Regions from separate parts of the Mus musculus genome. Here regions 1 and 2 are each linked to region 3. Evidence: chromatin contacts called from ENCODE POLR2A ChIA-PET data. All regions are on one chromosome and are shown on one strand. The core of a region is the stretch at or near the end of the contact, and the rest is flanking DNA. Distances in the headings are between cores, read along the strand shown.

Region 1 (3,208 bases), core at 629-3,128, 73 kb after region 3:
ATCCTTTTTGTTTGGTTTCGGACCCCTGGACCAGGGACTGAGGTGCATATGTTTCATATCAAGGCAGACCTGGCCTCCAGCTTCTCCCAGCACCCCTCAGTCCCTACCCTGGCATACCCAGAAGCTCTTCCAGACACAATCCAGGCATTTTGGTCTCCTCACTCTCCCTTTTCTCTTCTTTTCTTCTCTCTCTGTGTGGGCCCTTTCTCCCCTTCTCTCCCTCATCTCCTCTTCCCATGGTGATTTCCGTGGCCTAATCACTGGGGCCAGTGAACTCGCCAGAGAGCAGCTTCCCAATAAACCAGCAGTTAATATCATCTTATCTGCCTTGATCTGGCTCAGTTTACCACCGGGGAAATAAGGTATCACTGTGTACTTTATCTCCTTAGTATCAAGGTGCCGTGACGGGAGAAGGCCCAGGCCTGACGGAGACAGATGACAAGGCTGGGGCCTACCTTCCCTTGATTCATAAGTCCGGTTATAGGTGGTCATGAAGTCCTTGAAGAGTGGAGCCATCTTCACAGAGAAGTCCTAGGAAGGCGGAAGGATGTTCACTTACAAGTCCAGCCAGACCCCAGTGAGCTGACTGAGCTCTACCCTGGAGGACCAAGACAGGGAAGTCACTATGGGAAGAGGAAGTGAGGGGGAAGAGAGAGAAGGGGCGTGCAGAGAAAGAGAAGAGAAGGGAAAGAGGATTAAGGGGCCTTTGTCTCTCCTCGACACAGGGTCTTCACCTGGGGCAGGGGATCCTTGTCCAACAATGGAAGGAATGAGCTGAAAGTCGCATTTCTAAACTCTGGATAGGGTCGGAACAGAGAAGTAATTAAGGCTGGATTCTGACTCAAGTATGGTCTGGGCTCTCCCAGTCTCCTTGAGCAATCCCAGCACCTGTGACCTTGGCATTCACTGGGCTACAGTCCCTCCTCAGCAGCAAGTGTTCTTTTAGCTCTTCCAGGACTTCAAAACTGCAGAGCTGGAGGCATAGAAAGAAGACGGTCTTGGGACAGTTTGAAACAAGGTCCTGGCAAGAGCAGCTAGAAGTTCCTCAAAGGAGAGCCACATGGAAGGCAGTCATAACTTGGTGAAAGAGGGAGGCCAGCAGCAGACACCCAGCACCCCAACACCCACCCTTTCAGAGCATCTTGGTCTCTAACTTGGTATCTCAGGAGTAACCAATGCCTCGACAGGACCCACCATTCCAATTGTTTGCCAGCTAGGGCCAACAATAGCTGACCTCTTCACTCACCACTGTTTTCTTCGTCTCAGGCAGTGGGCACACCAGGGGATCATTGCAAGGTGGCTCCTCTAGTGTGGCTTCCAGGGAGAACAGAGAGCCCTGGCCGGCCTGGATGGAGAAGAAGTTGGGGCTGGCCCAGCCATCCCCTCCCCCTTTACTCCTCTTAGGAGACCATTGCCCATCTGTGCCTCCCTACCGGATACAGGTCTAAACAGGTCCTTCCCTCCCCTGTCCTGGCCATCATCCCAAATTTAAGCCAAACTCCACCTTGCACCATTCCTGGGCCCAGGCCCCGCGCCCGCTCCCCGCGCGTCCTCACCCGGCGGACGCGTCCGCGCACCGCTCCTAGCACGGCCCTTGTCCCCGCAGCACGGCCGTAATTGTACATGTCCAGCGCGAAGCGGGCGGGGGCCAGCAGCTCCTGGGACGACAAGTTCCAGGCCTGCTCGTCATCTGCCCAGGGCTTGGCGGGGACGGGGCTCAGGGCCACAGTCGAGAGCAGTGTCAGCAGCCACAGAAGCTGCAGTAGGGGCGCCATAGCGAGGTCGAAGCTGCTCGCCCGGATTCACTGACCCACAAACACACGGATCAAGAGACCCGAGGCGGAGCCTGCTGTCAGAGGCCACAGAGAGTTTCCCTACAACGTTGGAGAACGCCGGGGCGGCCAATGGGCACCGATTCCTGGCGCTTGCGCGCTCGCTTATTTACGCGAGGCACGTGGACCACGGGGTGCGGGATGCGGGGGGGGGTGGGTGGGGGGGTGGAGAGGGTGGAGTGAGGGGAGAGGACACTAGGTTGACAATAAAATAAGAATCTACGCCCTTTTCTATCTTACGCAGGAAAAGCCAGATCCTTTTAACCATGGCAGACCTGTGAGGTCAGTGCAGTCCCATTGCGTAGATAAAGAAAAAGAAGCTTACAGATGACTCTGATAAGAGGTGAACCCAAACAATTGGTTCCTCAGCCTGCCTTCACGGTGTGATCTCACCTTTGAGGCACCTATTGTCATTCACCAGACGGTCAGTAATATTATGGGTTGTGGGACCAGAGGATGTAGGTAGTTCAGTGGCTAGTGTTTGCCTAGCTCTCACAAATGCCCTGTGTACCATCCCCGAGCACGGAATAAACCTAGCCTGGTGAGGCACTCAGGAAGAGACAGAAAGTTCTGAAGTTCAAGGTCATTCTTGGATACCTAAGAGAATTTGAGCGTAGGCTACATGAGTCTGGCTGTTGTGAGGCTTAAAAGACATCTATATAATCAACAAAGCTGTGCAAAGGGTGGATCGTACCGTAAATCACTTAAAAGCACTGTGTTCCAGGACTGCCAAGGGACAGCGTCACAACTGAAAACAGAGGGTGGGAAAAAAATCTCCAAAGTGTAAAAATGTATGAGGGAATAACAAATTGAATCATAAACCAAGATGCATTCTCGTAAGCCTCTGCACACTTGGAGAGGGACCGGAAAGGAGGGTTTTTTATTATTGAAAGGGAAATGTCCATAAACTGCTTGGATACAAAAATCCATTGGTTTTGTATCGGAGAGGCAAAAATTATCCTCAGCTCATTGAAGGAGCTGTCGTATGTTATCTAAAGCGGTTAAAATCAGCCTTGTCACAGAAATCTTGTGTGTACGTGAGGAGTGTGCAGGGTATGTATATATGAAGGAGTTTTTTGAAGTCTTTAAGACAGTTCCCTTGGTTTGTTTGTCTTCAAAACAGGGCCTATGTAGACTGCTACATCCACTCCAGTAGTGACATGCATGACAGGCCAAAAGCCTGGATCTTGCCCAGGGCCTGCTTCTTTTGTACCACCCCGAGATTGGAGTTTCTGCCTTGTCCTGCTTCCCTATTACAACCTAAAGATTGAGGCTTGTTTCCTTGTCCTTGGCCAATGTCAGATTCCTGCCTAGCAGTACCCTATAGGTCTCTCCACAATGTATCCCATAAAGAATGCATCTACTGGGGCTGGAGA
Region 2 (3,043 bases), core at 396-2,895, 120 kb after region 3:
CAGAAACAGCTCCCAGCAGCATCCATATGACAGCTCACTAACATCAGGATCTGACGCCCTCTTCTGGCTTCCGCAGGCACTGCATGCACGTGGTATATGAATACATACAGGCAAACATTCATACACACAAAACATTAAAAGAAAGCCGCCAAGACTCAAGAGACCTCTCCCCAAGGTTATTTGTTTATTTGACATAGGGTCTCACATATCCCAGGCAATTTGGGATGACTTTCAACTTCTGACCCTTAAAGCTGTGAGTACAGCAGTGGGCTGCTTTGTTCTGTTCTTTTGAAATTTTTTTAGTTTTGTTTGTTTGTTTTTGAGACAGGGTTTCTCTGTGCAGTCCTGGAACTCACTCTGTAGACCAGGCTGGCCTCGAACTCAGAAATCTGCCTGCCTCTGCCTCCCAAGTGCTGGGATTACAGGGATGGCTTAAATTTTTTTAAAAGATTTATTTATTATTATATCTAAGTATACTGTAGCTGTCTTCAGATGCACCAGAAGAGGGCGACAGATCTTACTATGGATGGTTGTGAGCCACCATGTGGTTGCTGGGATTTGAACTCAGGACCTTTGGAAGAGCAGTCGGTGCTCTTAACCACTGAGCCATCTCTCCAGCCTTTTTTAAATTTAACGTTATTTTATGTGTGTGGGTGTTTTGCTTGTTTCTCTGCGTACCACAGATGTGCAATGGCCAGTTCTCTTGGAACTGGAATTAGCTGGTTTGTAAGCCCTCATGTTGGTGCTGGGAATCGAACTCAAGTTTTCTGGAAAAGCAGCAAGCTCTCTTACCAGTGAGCAGCCCCTCTAAGTTTTTGCTGTTTTTTTAAAGACAGGGTCTCTCTATATCCTTGCCTATCCTGGATCTCACTATGTAGACCAGGCTGGCCTCGAACAAATTTCTTTCGATTTTGCTTCCTGGTTGCTGGGATTAAAAGGGTGCCCACCACTCCTGGCCCCCTCCTCATATATTTTTAAGATCCAACTTTTGGCTTCCTCAGGATTACTGATCTTCTACTTTATGGAACATAATACTGTGATAAACTTCATGCATACAATAAATGGTCATCATCGTAATTCTCGAAATTCCATCAGGTTGAGACAGACAGACGCTCAATATTCACTGTCTGCAAAATCCTCCAGAGCTCAAGCAACCCCAAGTAATGTGCTTGCAAAGAAAGAGTTACAGTCCCTTCCTACTCCAAGCATATAGTGTCGGGGGCCAATCCCAGACTAAAAGGGGTTTGTCCTGGTTTCTCCTCCGGGCGCGGCCTTACCGCAGACGCTGAGGCTGCCATCACAACACCCAGGGTTTGGCTGCGGCAGCTCAAACGGAGGAGCCCGGACTTCCCTAAAGAACAAAGTTTTCCTTGGGGCCCCGCCGGGACGCCACACCCTGGCCGGAGGTAGCTCTTCTGACTAGGCCTCTGCGGACTCGGCCGGAGCGCGCTTCCCCGTCCCCAGCCCTCCTTTCCCCTCCCCCCGAAGGTGGCGGTTGGTCGCGCGCCTCTATGCTTTTTCCACCCCCTCCGTTAACAAGGGGCTCCAGGCCCTCTGGGATTGGCTGCGTCAAAGGACATCTGCTCTCAACCTGTTTGATTGGCTGCTATCCGCGCGCGATGCCGCCTCCAATTGGTTAGGTTAGAGCGCCTGCGCGGCGGGGTTCTCGGTCGCCAGCCATTCCTGTGGAGGACTGCGGGTCGTTCGGACGTTTTGCCTGTCGCTGTAGGAGAGGTCCTGTCTCTCCGAGAAGGCGGTTGCGGCGGCAAAATGAAGATTTTTGTGGGCAATGTCGATGGGGCGGATACGACACCGGAGGAGTTGGCAGCTCTCTTCGCGCCCTATGGCACGGTCATGAGCTGCGCCGTCATGAAACAGTTTGCCTTCGTGCACATGCGCGAGAACGCTGGCGCGGTGCGCGCCATCGAGGCCCTGCATGGCCACGAGCTGCGTCCAGGTCGCGCGCTCGTGGTGGAGATGTCGCGCCCGAGGCCCCTGAACACTTGGAAGATTTTCGTGGGCAATGTATCGGCTGCATGTACAAGTCAGGAATTGCGCAGCCTCTTCGAGCGCCGTGGACGCGTCATCGAGTGTGACGTGGTAAAAGGTAACGCGGGAGCGCGCTCGGGAGGGGACACGCGCGGTGCTCTCTGCCTCTTAGCCACGCCCCTCACTCTGGGGTTGGTCCTCAGGGTTGGGAATGATGGGGAAGTGTGCAGGAGCGGGGCCTAAGGTGCTGGGGGCGAGTTGGGTAGAGCCACCCTTCTCCCCTGCGGTCCCAGCAACATTCATCAAGTGGGAGGAGTCGGTTCCGGGCGGGTGCAGTGGCCACTGCAAGCCGAAGCCTCGGGGCTGGGGACGCGCCAGAGATTTGCGAGTGTGCGGGGTTGGGAGGAGGCGCCTTTTCCTGGTTGCATGAGCCTGGCACCAAAATGAAATGGAAAGGGAAGGGCACCAACCGGATTATGGAGCGGTGAAAAGAGTTCGCCACTTCCCCACTTCCTCTCCAGAATTTGGTCAGATCGAGGGAAAAGGGAAAAGGTTGGGTTGAAGCCCCAAGGCCGCTCTGGCGTTCCTTCCCGATGCTTCCCGGAAGGTAGCGGGCCCTTGGTTTCTCGGGTTCGGGCTTTTTTAGTATTGTCTGGAATGAATCTGCTTGTGGGCATGGGAGGGGCCTTTTCGGAACCCCTTTGACCTTTCAGTATTCGATGGGTTAGCCTTGGCGGTTTTGTGCTTTTTAATTCTTTTCCTCCACCCTCCACTTTGTGTTGGGTTTTACAACTTAACAAGTGGAAGCCCCGGTTTTCTGCGTTATTTTTGCATGTGAAAGGGGGCTATTAAGCCTCTCCCTCGTTAGCCTTTTACTTGCTAAGCTGGTGCCTCCGGGCACAGATGTTTATTAGCTTGGTGAGATTGCAAAGGGGAATACTCTGGCTGGGGGGGGGGGGGGTGTTGAGAGGGGCGTGTGAGATTTCTATTAAACTTGGTTTTAACACCATTTATTTAGTTAGTACTTTTTATTGCTTGAATAATTCTTAGGACA
Region 3 (3,222 bases), core at 351-2,850:
GAGAGAGAGAGAGAGAGAAAATGTGTGTTGTGTGTGTGTTGCTGCAGGAGTGGAAACTGTATAGTGGAAGGTCTTATAAAATCAAAGGTCCTCTCACCTGTGCAATTGGTACAACAGTGATATGTTATCTCAGGGTTTTTGCAAGAATTAAATGAAATTCTATATGGCAAGCCGCTGGTAAAGGACTTCATTTAACATGCACTCCTGTTGACTGCGGTTATAACACGACACCATGCAGCTTGGTTGGGGGTCTTGGGCCCTGGGATCCTTCACTTGCCTGAATTTGCCCTTGGTGGCTATGGATAGCCCTTATTTTCCTATCTGGTTACACTTACATTTCAACTGGGTCTCAGTCAGACAACTTTATACCTCGTCTAGAAACAATGAGAACAGGCAAAAGGAAAGAAGAGGACTTTCCTCGGGACACATTTTTACAGAATTCCCCCTTATAATGACACTCACCAATCAGAACCAAGAGCTACTAGCGCTGTGGTGACAAGGCTGGCCTTAAGCACATGGTTGCTCTGGCCCCTCTAAATAGGCAAGGTAAGGAAGGTGTGTTGGATTTCAGTCCCGAAACACTACCTCCTACACAACTCTAGGGGACAGCACTACCTCTTGATGGCTGCCCATCCCTTGGGTAGACTTAGTCCTGAAGTAAAGCTGACAGTGTTCCAGAGTAAGAGAAGTGAGCTATCTAAAGTCACACAGCTGGTAGGAGACAGACATCTGATTGAACCCTAGACAGCCTAAGTCAGGCCCCAGCTCTTTGCAGTGCTTACCACATCTGGTCAGCAAGTACTTGCAAGAGCCATGGGTCACCCAGAAAGACTCCTCCCTGACTACCAAGAGTAAACAACATGCTTGTCTGCATCCTGGGCTGCCCTCCAGTCAATGTCACTGGAGACCGCTTTTCTATTCTAGCTGGCAAGTGGTCACACTAAGAAAGTGCCAGCTACTAGCTGGCCTCGACTTCAAGTGCGTTGAGGAAACTGGGGTTCCCAATGTTTTAAGGATGGCTTCCATGGCGACCCAGTGGAGCACCTGTAGCATTTTTCTGCACCCCTGGGACTACTGGTGGATGGGACTACTATTCGCACAGCCTACATACACTCTTTGTAAGAGCTTCGTAGTCTCCAAATAGCATCTCCAAATCCTAAATCCAGGGAGGAGGGGGTCCACATTATTATAGTCTTCTCTAAGTGGAGGTTCCTAACTGCCAAATCCAGGGTAGGGACACTGGAGGTGAAACCCCAAAGAGAGCAGGCTCCCAGCTACATGTGTGGAGGCTCCCGATGTATAGGAACTCTCACGTTTGGGGACCTTGTCAGTCCCCTCTGTCGGTACCCGACAGCAGCCACGCGGGGTACTGAGAAACTCAAACTTTTTCACCAAACATCGCCCTACGCCACGCCTCTGTGCAGTGAGGGCCAGCAGACAAAAGGCCAAGGCCTCGCGGTCCTTGCAAGGCAGGCACCACCCGTAGCGCTTGGGGGCGGGGAGAAGATGAGGGGAGGAACTGTCTTCGGTTCTTCTACTGGCTGTAGCTGCTGTCCGTCTGATCCCTGGGGCGACTACGGGTCGGTAGGGGCGGGGCTTGTGTCCCAATGAATGGGGCGGGGAGCCGGAAGCAGGAAGTGAGTTTGCGAACGGAGCAGCTGCAGCAGGTGAGGTACAGCGCCTTGGTTTTGGGGTCACGGTGTGTCATCTTCAGGAGATCAGAGCGAGGCCTGGCTGTGCATGCAAGATCATCCCCTTTCTGTCCACCCTTCAGTGCCTCTTCCAAATCTCTCCCAGCTTTTGGGCAAGGAGAATTTCCAGGCAGTAAAGAGTTAACACCTCTTTCCGAGCGAAGGGGTAGATGGGGCGGAGCCGCGCAAATAAGGAGTACAGAGGGTGGAAACGTGTCCTTAGCCAGGGGCGGAGCGTGGAGAATGTGGTGGGTTCGGAATTCCTTGGGTCCCAACTGAGCTGAAAAGCTTTGGATAAGTTGCTTGCTTTCCAAATGTCATATGGTTCCTATCTGGAAAATGGGTTGTGCCCTTATATGGCTTCCCAACAGAGCAACAGAAGAAAACAGGATAGTGAAGGGCTGAAGAAAGACATGAGACTGGGGCAGATGCTAGGAGGGAAAAGCTGGGACAAAATATCATTGCTGTTTTTGATTTATTTTTTGACAAGGTTTTATGTACCCCAGACTGACCTTGGAATCTGACCCTGGGCCTGGTTGTTGGTTAGACAAACTCTACCAACTGGGTCACATCCCTGTCCTGGATTTCATACCCAGCTGTTGAGCTTGGTGTCATACTCACAGTCAGTGTTGCAGAGGAGCAAAGAGCAGTGCAGGGAGGTGAAGCGGCTGCCCTGGGTTTTAGACCTTTTGGTGGAGCGGGGTTGGGACGGTGGGGTGGATATCCAGCATGAAGCCTTTGTCAGCAGTTGTGATGAGCTAGAGGTGTTGGGAAATTCTGAACAGAGACTAGGACATCTGAGAAGGTGGAGATGAGGCAGGGAGTGGCTGGGGCTGGGAGTCTAGTAATGAGGCTGTGTTCTGCCGGTTCTTCCTTCGTACACTTGGCATCCTGGGCCTTAGTGTCCTCATCTGTAATATGAAGTGATTGGATTCAGATTTTAAGTCTGAGAGGCCACAGGCCAAAGCTGGCCCGCAAGTATTTGAGTCTTTGAATCCCAGCATTTCAGGTGAATGGATGCGACTGGATTACTCCCTCCTGGACTTCTGGATGGAAGAAGTTAGTTAGCTCATGAGCTTTCAGAGCAGCCGCGAAGATGCTGCGCTCTCTGAGATGACTGTGATGTGTTCTTGCAGGGCTCATGGCAGATACCCAGTACATCCTGCCCAATGACATTGGTGTGTCTAGCCTGGACTGCAGGGAGGCATTCCGCCTGCTGTCACCCACAGAGCGCCTCTATGCCCATCACCTGTCTAGAGCTGCTTGGTATGGGGGCCTGGCAGTGCTGCTCCAGACATCCCCTGAAGCCCCCTACATCTATGCCCTGCTTAGCCGCCTCTTCCGTGCCCAGGACCCTGACCAGCTGCGCCAACATGCCCTGGCTGAGGGTCTTACTGAAGAAGAGTACCAGGTCAGTTCTCACAGGCTCGCCTGGCTTCTGAGGGGCTTCTGGAGATGTGCGAAGGACCAGGAACAAGGGGCATAGGGCTCTCTCTCCAACTAGGTAGAGGATTAGACTAAAGGGTGCTAG

What was found. ChIA-PET counts read pairs that join two places held with the same protein, here RNA polymerase II (POLR2A).
Region 1: POLR2A ChIA-PET joins it to region 3 with 11 read pairs in Patski. The contact joins the promoter of Ctsf here to the promoter of Dpp3 in region 3. POLR2A ChIA-PET finds 5 or more read pairs at or near these places in 3 of 5 experiments (Patski and embryonic stem cell).
Region 2: POLR2A ChIA-PET joins it to region 3 with 13 read pairs in embryonic stem cell. The contact joins the promoter of Rbm14 here to the promoter of Dpp3 in region 3. POLR2A ChIA-PET finds 5 or more read pairs at or near these places in 3 of 5 experiments (Patski and embryonic stem cell).

Annotation. Positions count from the first base shown.
Region 1 is chr19:4,853,835-4,857,042 of GRCm38, reverse strand. It overlaps Ctsf (cathepsin F), which reads right to left and starts at 1,878. Exons shown (of 14, transcript NM_019861.2): 1 at 1,557-1,878; 2 at 1,247-1,345; 3 at 889-973; 4 at 735-796; 5 at 456-531. The coding sequence starts at 1,775.
Region 2 is chr19:4,810,236-4,813,278 of GRCm38, reverse strand. Rbm14 (RNA binding motif protein 14) reads left to right here and starts at 1,645. Exons shown (of 3, transcript NM_019869.3): 1 at 1,645-2,107. The coding sequence starts at 1,771. Gm21992 (predicted gene 21992) reads left to right here and starts at 1,680. Exons shown (of 3, transcript NR_157185.1): 1 at 1,680-2,107.
Region 3 is chr19:4,926,665-4,929,886 of GRCm38, reverse strand. It overlaps Dpp3 (dipeptidylpeptidase 3), which reads left to right and starts at 1,600. Exons shown (of 18, transcript NM_133803.2): 1 at 1,600-1,667; 2 at 2,828-3,102. The coding sequence starts at 2,833. It also overlaps a transcript of Peli3 not described here.